Regions from separate parts of the Homo sapiens genome. Here region 2 is linked to region 1. Evidence: read pairs that join two places in POLR2A ChIA-PET (ENCODE). Cell type or tissue: PC-9. All regions are shown on one strand.

Region 1 (5,000 bases):
ACTCAAAATTTTGTTAACGTACATCTCGTTAAGTTTTTTTATTGTAATTTTTTTTAAGAAACAGATTTGGAATTAATCATTTGAGATAAAAAGGCAGGAAAACATCAGAACTTAGTGTTTTTCTGTTTATTTACCCCATCCCCATATTCTTGATAAGACAGTACATTTTGGGAGGGGAGAGTATGGGGACAGGGTAGGGTCAGTGATGAGTCCAGTTGGAAGAGGGGCTAATAGACTTGACTTGAAGCTGTGCTGCATAATCACCCTGTTTTTGCTTGTATTATGTTTATCTGGAGTGACTGACGGTATGGTAGCTAAGGCTCCCCAAGCTATTCGTTGTCTCACTGTTTAGGATTGGGGATCATATGCAGTCAACTCCCCATCAGTACTGCCTCTCCTTGGAGTCTCTGGAATGGCCTTTTAATTTACATTTGTCTTCTTGCTATTCCTCTCCTATCAACCTGTTGACATTTAAGGCTCTAAGATGATATTTTTTAGTTTGGATGTCTTTGCATCATATTTATGTATTTATATTGAAACTCTAACCCTTTACTGTAGATGGGGTAATAGTACCTAGCTCAGAGTATTGTGAGAATGCTTAAAGTGCTTTAGAAAATGTTAGCTATTACTGTTACTGGATAACCATCTTTTAAACTTCCTTTTTTAGAAACTGATTCAGCAGTACAGAAAGAACTTAGAAACCAGACACCTGCTCCATCTGCAGCTCAAACTTCTGCTCCCTCTAAGTACCACCGAACTCGATCTGGGGGAGCCAGGGATGAACGATATCGATCAGGTGAGGAGAAGCTGCAGAATGGCCAGCTGAATCGTTTTCCTAACAGTAGTATGAACTGTGTATCCTGAGAGCTTCTAATACTTGTCTTTTTTTTCCCTATGAGGCACCAACAGTTTTATATTAACTCATTCACCAATCATTTATTTTGTACCCTACTATGTATCAGGTATAGTAGGTACTCAATAATTTGCTGGAAATGGAACAGCACATAAGACTGTTTCCGGCTGGGCGATGTGGCTCACGCCTGTAACCCCAGCACTTTGGGAGGCTGAGGCGGGCAGATCACTTGAGGTCAGGAGTTTGAGACCAGCCAGGCCAACATGGTGAAACCTCGTCTGTACTAAAAATACAAAAATTAGCTGGGCATGGTGGTGGGCACCTGTAATCCCAGCTACTCAGGAGGCTGAGACAGGAGAATCACTTGAACCTGGGAGGTGGAGGTTGCAGTGAGCTGAGATCCCACCACTGCACTCCAGCCTGGGCAACAGTGAGACTGCATCTCAAAAAAAATAAAGACTGTTTCTGCCCTTAAGGAATGTAACAGTTTAAGAAGAGAACCAGACAAGCATACAAGCACAAAGGCCATGTGAATAAATAAGTAAATAAGAAAGTGAAGGGTTGGGTCTTGTGGGTGGTACTAGGAGACCTCAGTGGATTCTATTGGAAGAGGCAGGCCCTTCTGTGTTTGCCAGAGTTGTTGCATAACTAGTCTCTCTTAATTGATGGAGCTGAAAGAAAACTCACAATGAAATTTCAAATTAGTTATTTCTTCTAACCCAAGAAGTACCCACAGGAAGGGAAGGAGCAAGGTGTGCCTGCATGGCAGCGGGAGCATGCTCCTGCTTGTACTGTGCTTGGGACCACCTGGCGGCCAGTACCAGGTGTGTGGCTTTGATAAGCAGAGGAACGACTGGTAGATCCCTAGAGCACGTGTGGTGCAGCAGGCCCTTCCCATGCCCACTTCCTGTCCGCTGCACCAAGAGTAGTCTCTGCAGCACATTTCTTGTTTTAAGAAGTGGCAGAATTAAGCAAAAAGACTAATGGGGATATTATTTATTTTCTTCAGATTTTTGTCTTCTTTGTACTGACCAAGGTTGCCTTAACATTTTCTTGAACTGAAAAACACAGTCTATATCACATCCTCTCAAAAACTGCTTTAGAGAAAATGAGAAAAGGACACAGTTGAAGAGCTACATCAGCTATTTTGTGAGCTGATTTTACTAGATACATATTTTCACACACAGAAGGAGAAAAGGATGAGAAATGTTCAGTCGGGAAAAAAAAAATAGAGGTTGTAATTTTATACCTAAACTGGTCTTGAGTGATAGGAGAGGCTTGCTCAGAGAACAAAGACATCCAAGCTGAGTCATGGCAGACAAACAAGAGTTAGCCAGGGAAATAGTGTTCAGAACTTAGAATGCAAGGGTCAGAAAGAGGTGGGAGATGAGGCTAGAAAGATTACCAGAGACCAGATCTTGTGGGATCTTGAATGTCACTGAAGGATTTTCAGCAGAGCAGTAACATCATCAGATTTGTATTTGTTCCAGTAGCTCACTCCAGCTGTAGACTGCAGTGCCTGGCACAGGGCCTTCCATATATAAGAGCTAAACAGATATTTTGCAGAAAGAAGGGAATAGAAGTATTTACTAGTAGGCCAGGGTGGTGGCTCACACCTGTAATCCTAGCACTTTGGGAGGCCAAGGTAGGTGGATCACTTGAGGTCAGGAGTTCGAGACCATCCTGGCTAACACAGTGAAACCCCATCTCTATTAAAAATACAAAAAAATTTAGCTGGATGTGGTGGCAGGCGCCTGTAGTCCCAGCTCCTCGGGAGGCTGAGGCAGGAGAATGGCGTGAACCTGGGAGGCAGAGCTTGCAGTGAGCCGAGATCGTGCCACTGCACTCCAGCCTGGGCGACTGAGCGAGACTCTGTCTCAAAAAAAAACAACAACACATCGTGGTTACTAGTTAAGGAATGGATCAGAGAAAGGGAGGGCTGGAAGTAGCAAAGCATTCAGGTGCACCCCTTTGTTGCCAATCACCTGAGCCTCATTTTCCAGCCACCTAGTGTTGCCTTTTCAGGCTGGAGCCCAGGTTCAGCAGCAGCATGTTCCAACCTGTCCAGAAGGGTTTTTAGCCGTCACAGCTTTCATCCCTGGCCTTCTGGGAGTTTCTGTGTGTGTGTGTGTGTGAGTGTGTGTGTGCGTTTTGTTTTTTTAACCTTCCTTTTTCTTTGTTTTTATAGCATGTAATAAAGGATTATTAAGGATCCAAAAAGGTGATTTTCAATATTCTATATCCAAGCCAATCAAATGTAAAAAAGTTTTTTGTGAGCTCATTTAGTACTATAAAATTTTGAGCTTCACCTGTTAAAACCCAGCTGTGATCTGTAGTCCCTGCTGTTTTGCACCATTGCTTTTTGATTATCCCAAGTATTAGAAAGCGTATGCTGTGGATCAGATACTAGTCAGCTGACTGTGGAGATTGTTGGTTAGGTGCAGGTATACTAGAGAGTTTGTAACAATTGTATGTTAATCTCACTGGGAGTTTTTCTGTGTGTGTGTGTGTGTGTGTGTGTGTGTGTGTGTGTGTGTGTGTGTTTTAAAGGATAGTAGCAAAAAGTAGGCCAGAACGAGGTGAAGTAGGGGAGAAAAAGTGATTTAAAAACCCTGAAGATATTGAAAGCTATGAGGGTCCTGCAATCCTATCAGGAGGGGAACATAAAAAGAGGATGCAAGCATAGACTTTGGGTGAAAATCAAATTTTTCAGTATATTAGGAATTGCTCAACTAAATAACGAAAGAAAGCTCAGGATGTGAAAGAAATTGAGTCTCTGAGAATTCTGGCTTCTCCGAATAAGAAGAAATCAGCAGGGGTGGCTCATGCCTGTAATCTCAGCACTCAGGGAGGCCGAGGCAGGAGGATTGCTTGAGAAGAGACCCGCAGCCCCTGCAGAGGTGGAGCAGATAAGTAGTGGAGGTTGATGGGAGCTGACCTTATATCTGTTTGCTACGCCAGTCATAGAAAGGGTTACATTTACATGTCATGTGCAAAAATAGCTGAAGAATTTAGGGTATATTTAATAAAAGTTGCTAGAATTCAGAATAAAGTGATGGCTATGTAAGAAGGATTTTATATTAATGCTGGTAAGTGTAATTATAAAACACTTTCTTATTTGATGGAGGCTTATTAACACCTATAACATTTCAACCAATCATAATCAAATCTAAATAGACTTAGTGTTCACATTTCAGACACAGTATAAAGAACTTACCTTTATTCAGAGTTTAGATTATCTGACCTGATTCCATTCTTTGTGCTTTAGCCAAGAGGGAGCTTAATTTCAAGTATACTACCTTATTAGTATATTTCTTTTTCCTGCACATCCAGGCATGATTCACCTCCCTGCACACACATAGTATGGTCTCAAATGTAGAAAACACAAATTAATGCCTGAGATGGAAAGTGATCTTATTGTAAGTCATTCTGACTCCCTTGATGTTAATCTCTTGAGAAGTTAGGTACCTCAAACAAAACAACAAAAATAAAACAGGACATTAAGGGAGTATTCGTATTACCTTATTCAGCTCAAACATGAATACTGGAAAATGATACCCAGCTTCCACATGCTTCTGGGAGAGATGTCCAAAGTCACTTGTGTCTGGGGACTGAACTCCAGAAGTGACTTCTTTATCAAAGATCAAGATGAATTGTGTGGTGTTCAGTGAGTCAAATTCAGTTAAGAGAGCTGCCTGTTCTTATCAATAAGAGTCTTTTCTAATAGATAACTGAACATCTCTTTTTGACACTGGTGTATGGGTCAAGGTTTATCATGTTAGAAAATAGTTGGGTGGCTTGATTCGTTTTGTAATCTGTTGCTGTGAATGCCTGTGACAGGGAAAAACATGCTCTGTAATTACTAATTATCCAAATGTTACAGGCCTTCTAAAGCTTTCTTAATGTGTGTAATTCCCTAGCTTTGTCCAGTTTGCCATTACATATTTCATATCATATATAAAAATGCTTTTGGAAATGTACTCTTTTTAATTAATAAATGTAAGAATTTGATTTGCTGTTGTCTGTTACTTTCTCAGTAGAAGTGATTAATCATTTTTTAAGACAGCTAGGAATCATTTTTCCTTCTAATATAAGGAGGACATTTTTCTCATTTTTAACATACCTAAAATCAGAATGTTTTATACAA
Region 2 (5,000 bases), 400 kb after region 1:
AAAGAGTTTCCTTAACTCTGTCCTTTTGCTCTAATTGCTGTGGACGTGCCAGGCAGCACAAAGTGACTCCTGAGGGTGGTTCCTGCTGATGCTGGGTAAAGGTCCACTTATTGAGAGCTAAGTGCTAACACAAAGTAAAAACTCCTCTGATTTCAAGCGTTAGTGAGGCTTATGTTGCTTGGAGGAGAAAAAGCTTGGAGTGGGGCACATGTGTGGAGGATGGAAAAGGAGAGGATGGGAGAAGTCAGAAGAGACCCACCCTACCTAGTTGATTGATGACAGTTTCCCTGAACTTGGAACCCCTATAGCAAATACATACTAGGCACTGCTTGTCACCCAGTGATGCCTTTATCCTTGAATTGCACCGACTTTGATGTGTTTGATGTTAATTCTTTACTATATACAGTAGTTCTAGATTGCTCTTTTTTATTGTTATATGGTTTGTCCTTTGCTTATCTGTTTTATTAATTTTCAGAGTATAAATTCTTAGACTATATTTGTGAATAATACATTCTAAATTTAGTTCAGTGTCTACCTTAATTGCCCATTGCAAGCAATCACTGATAAAAACTTTTCTGTTTTTTGTTTGTTTGTTTTTAAGACAAAGTCTCACTCTGTCACCCAGGATGGAATACAGTGGCATGATCTTGGCTAACTGCAACCTCCCGGGTTCAAGCAATTCTCCTGCCTCAGCCTCCCAAGTAGCTGGGATTACAGGTGCATGCCACCATGCCCGGCTAATTTTTGTATTTTTAGTAGAGACGGGGTTTCACCATGTTGGCCAGGCTGGTCTTGAACTCCTGACCTCGTAATCCACCTGCCTCAGCCTCCCAAAGTGCTGGGATTACAGGCATAAGCCACTGCGCCCGGCCCCCCCACTTGCTTCTTTAAAGGCCTTCAGTGAACCAAGATCACCACTGCACTCCAGCCTGGTGACAGAGCGAGACTCTGTCTCAAAAAAAAAATAAGGCCTTTGAAGAGCTATTCTAAGCCTGGGGCCTTTTATATTCCCATTCTCTTCAAGAAAAAGACTCTGAGGGAGGAGATTAGAAGCAGAGAGTCCCAAAGATGGTGAAGAATCACATAATGAGGCGCTGAAGTATCAGAAGACAGAAAAGGAATAGGCAAAAATAAACTCCAGGGCAATTAAATATCTAAAGTTGTAAAAACAAAACAAAACAAAACACCAACCAACTTCAAAATTATCTGGTGCTCACTTTGGCAGCACATATGCTACAACTGGAATGATACAGAGATTAGCATGGACCCTGTGCAAGGATGACACGCAAATTCATGAAGCATTCCATATATATTTTTTAAAATTTATTTTTAAAGGCTGAGCACAGTGGTTCACACCTGTAATCCCAGCACTTTGGGAGGCTGAGGCAGGCAGATCACTTGAGTCCAGGAGTGTGAGACCAGCCTGAGCAACATGGTGAAACCCCGTCTCTACAAAAAATACAAAAATTAGCCAGGCATGGTGGTGCATGCCTGTAGTCCCAGCTACCTGGGAGGCTGAGGCAGGAGGGCCGTTTGAGCCCAGGATGTGGAGGTTGCAGTGGGTTGAGATTGCACCATTGCAGTCCAGCTTAGGTGACAGAGTGAGACCTTGTCTCAAAAACAACAACAAAATTATTTGAAAAAATATATAGTATTTTTATAATCAAGATAAAATTTTAACAATAAAATTATGAAAAAGCAGAAGTAAAAATGGACCATTCTGATTCAATTGACTATTAAAAATATTTAAAACTCCCATCTAAAAAACTTTTTTTTCTTTTCTTTTTTTTTTTTTTTTTTGACACAAATTCTCACCCTGTCGCCCAGGCTGGAGTGCAGTGGTCCAATCACAGCTCACTGCAGCCTTGACCTCCTGGGCTCAGGTGATCCTCCCACCTCAGCCTCCCAAGTAGCTGGGACTACAGGCACATGCCACGACGCCTGGCTAATTTTTTCCAAATTAAACTGACAATGATATTTGTTTCACATCTACAGGACCATCAATAATCTAAAATTCTGACCATTTCAAGTGTCAGTGAGGATATGGAAAAACTAGGACTCTGATATCCTGTAAAACTGATACACCCACTTTGGAGAGCAACTTGATAATATCTACTCAAGTTGAAAATGCACTTATTCTTTGATCTAGAGAGTCTACTTCCAGATAAATGCCTTACAGCATTGTTTTTCAATCCATTAGTGAGTCATAAAATCAATGTAGTGAGTCATGTCCAGCATTTTACAAAAATGAAATAGGACAGAATGCAATAGAGTAGGAAACAGAGTGCATATAGCAAGGGCAGGTATTATTTTGTTAAATTTTTATTTCATCTATGAACTGGGTCTCAATATAAAACATATTTCCATAGTGGTTTCAAAAAAAAAAACCTCTAAAAACATTCCTTCATAGAAACTCTCATCCATTAGCACTAGGAGACCTGTTGGAGGATATTCCCTGAAATGTAGTGTTTGTAATAATGAAACACTAAAAACAATGTAAATGTCAATCAGTAGCAAATGGATAAGCAAATTGGGGTGTATTCATGTGATGGAACACCATTCAGCAAGCTAAATGAATGAACTTGCTGGGCCAGTGGCTCACACATGTAATCCCAGCACTTTGGGAGGCTGAGGTGGGTGGATCACCTGAGGTCAGGAGTTTGAGACCAGCCAGGTCAACATGGCAAAACCCTGTCTCTAATAAAAATACAAAAATTAGCCTGGTGTGGTGGCATGTGCCTGTAATCCCAGCTACCCAGGAGGCTGAGGCAGAAGAATCGCTTGAACCCGGGAGGTGGAGGTTGCAGTGAGCGAAGATCATGCCACTGCACTCCAGCCTGGGTGACAGAGCAAGACTCCATCTCAAAAGAAAAGAATAAAAATTTAAAAAATTGAGAAAATAAAATAAATCAATGAACTTAATCTAGATGAACAAATTATGAAAACAAAGTTAAGGAAACAAAACAAGATGCAGGAAAATAAGTGCCACATGAAACAAATTACATGAATTTTTAAAACATTAAGAAATACCATATATATGTAAATGTTCATATGTATGTATATGTATGTGTATAGATGTATGTATGTATATATGTATGTGTGTGTAAATACATCATAGATAGATAGATAGACATTCAAAGAATTAAAAGCAGACTAGGCTGGGCACAGTGGCTCATGCTTGTAATCCCAGCACTTTGAGAGGCCGAGGTGGGCGGACCACTTGAGGTCAGGAGTTCGAGACCAGACTGGCCAACATGGCGAAACCCCGTCTCTACTAAAAATACAAAAATTAGCCAGGCATTGTGGTACAGGCCTGTAGTCCCAGCTACTCAGAGGCTAAGGCAGGAAAATCGCTGAAACCCAGGAGGTGGAGGTTGCAGTTAGCCGAGATTGTGCCACTGCACTGCAGCCTGAGAGACAGAGTGAGACTCTGTCTCAAAAAATAAAACAATTAAAAATTTTTAAAAAATGAAAGTAGGCTAATATAAAAGTGATGCCTAAAGGGAAGGAGAAAAGGAAGAGAATTGGACTTGGAAGGCGAAAATAGGTATGATACTATTTATTCATTTTGGGTAGTGGATACATAGAGAAATGTTATAGTATTCTTTCTTATTATCCTTTTAAAACATTTTTAATACATACAAAAGAAATAGGATTAGGTGGGTTTTTGGGAATTAGGTTTTACTCTTGCTCAGAGAGTATCATAAAACTGTATTAACCATTGGTTATTAAGACCCTTGGCCAGGGCTGGGCGCGGTGGCTCATGCCTGTAATCCCTGCACTTTGGGAGGCCAAGGTGAGTGGCTCACCTGAGGTCAGAAGTTTGAAACCAGCCTGGCCAACATGATGAAACACTATCTCTACTAAAAATACAAAAAATTAGCTGGGTGTGGTGGTGGGTGCCTGTAATCCCAGCTACTCAAGAGGCTGAGGCAGAAGAATTGCTTGAGCCCAGAGGGCGGAAGTTGCAGTGAGCCAAGATGGTGTCACTGCACCCAGCCTGGGCAACAAGAGTGAAACTGTCTCAAACAAAACAAAACAAAACAAAACCCTTGGCAGGGCTGGGCGCAGCGGCTCACGCCTGTAATCCCAGCACTTTGGGAGGCCGAGGCAGGTGGATCACTTGAGTTCAACACCAGCCTGGGCAACAGGCCAGGCTAGAAACCCTGTCTCTACTAAAACAAAATTAGCCAGTCGGGCATGGTGGTACATGACCTGTAGTCCCAGCTACTTGGGAGGCTGAGGCACCAGAATCACTTGAACTCAGGAGGTGCAGGTTGCAGTGAGCTGATATTCAGACACTGCGCTCCAGCCTGAGCAACAGAGCAAGACGCTGTCTCAATAAATAAATAAATAAATAAAACCCTTGGCCGGGTTCGGTGTGGTTCATGCCTGTAATCCTGGCAATTTGGGAGACTGAGGTAGGAGGGTTGCTTGAGGCCAGGAGTTTGAGACTGACCTGGGCAACATAGTGAGGCCTTGTCTCTACAAAAAAATTAAAACTCACTTAAAAAAAAAAATCCCTCTTTAAGACTGGGCCCAGTGGTTCACACCTGTAATCCTAGTCCTCTGGGAGATCAAGGTAGAAGAATCCCTTGAGGCCAGGAGTTTAAGACCAGCCTGGACAACATGGCAAGACCACCTCTCTATAAACAGATTAAAATACAAACAAAAACTCTTTCATTCTGGTATTTCCCCCCCAGTTCCTTGGGAAGAATAACTGTCCCGAATCAGCTTGTCAAATTTAGTGAATTAGTAACTAAAAGTGGCAAATCACTGCAGTTATTACCTCTGCTACAAAAAGAAACTTTACCTTTCCCTAAGGTTGCATTCTTCCATATCTTTGCACATATTGTTCCTTCTTTCTTCCTAGAAATGATACTCCCAGTGATACTTGGGTTTGGGGGCTCCAATCTTGTGCCATTTATTCCTACTACTTGTCTGCCAAGCAATCTCCAATTGACTCTCCACAACCTACTTCAAATCTGATGTTTCTTCAC

What was found. Peaks named below come from ENCODE experiments on the same cell type or tissue, not always from the same donor. Only the 100,000 strongest peaks of a DNase experiment are listed, where the experiment ranks them.
Region 2: POLR2A ChIA-PET joins it to region 1 with 19 read pairs; 2 of 35 experiments call an interaction of 5 or more read pairs at or near these places.

What each region holds. Positions count from the first base shown.
Region 1 is chr12:50,640,057-50,645,056 of GRCh38, forward strand. It overlaps DIP2B (disco interacting protein 2 homolog B), which reads left to right. Exons shown (of 38, transcript NM_173602.3): 3 at 668-796. Among named protein-coding and RNA genes, the nearest start is that of ATF1, 120 kb to the right of the region's middle. RefSeq lists an enhancer at 626-675. In PC-9, no CTCF peak of the experiment used is centred here; a DNase peak (open chromatin) is centred at 2,155; H3K27ac peaks cover 1,663 bases.
Region 2 is chr12:51,036,290-51,041,289 of GRCh38, forward strand. It overlaps the pseudogene RNU6-1273P. Among named protein-coding and RNA genes, the nearest start is that of LETMD1, 9.5 kb to the right of the region's middle. In PC-9, no CTCF peak of the experiment used is centred here; a DNase peak (open chromatin) is centred at 2,162; H3K27ac peaks cover 1,024 bases.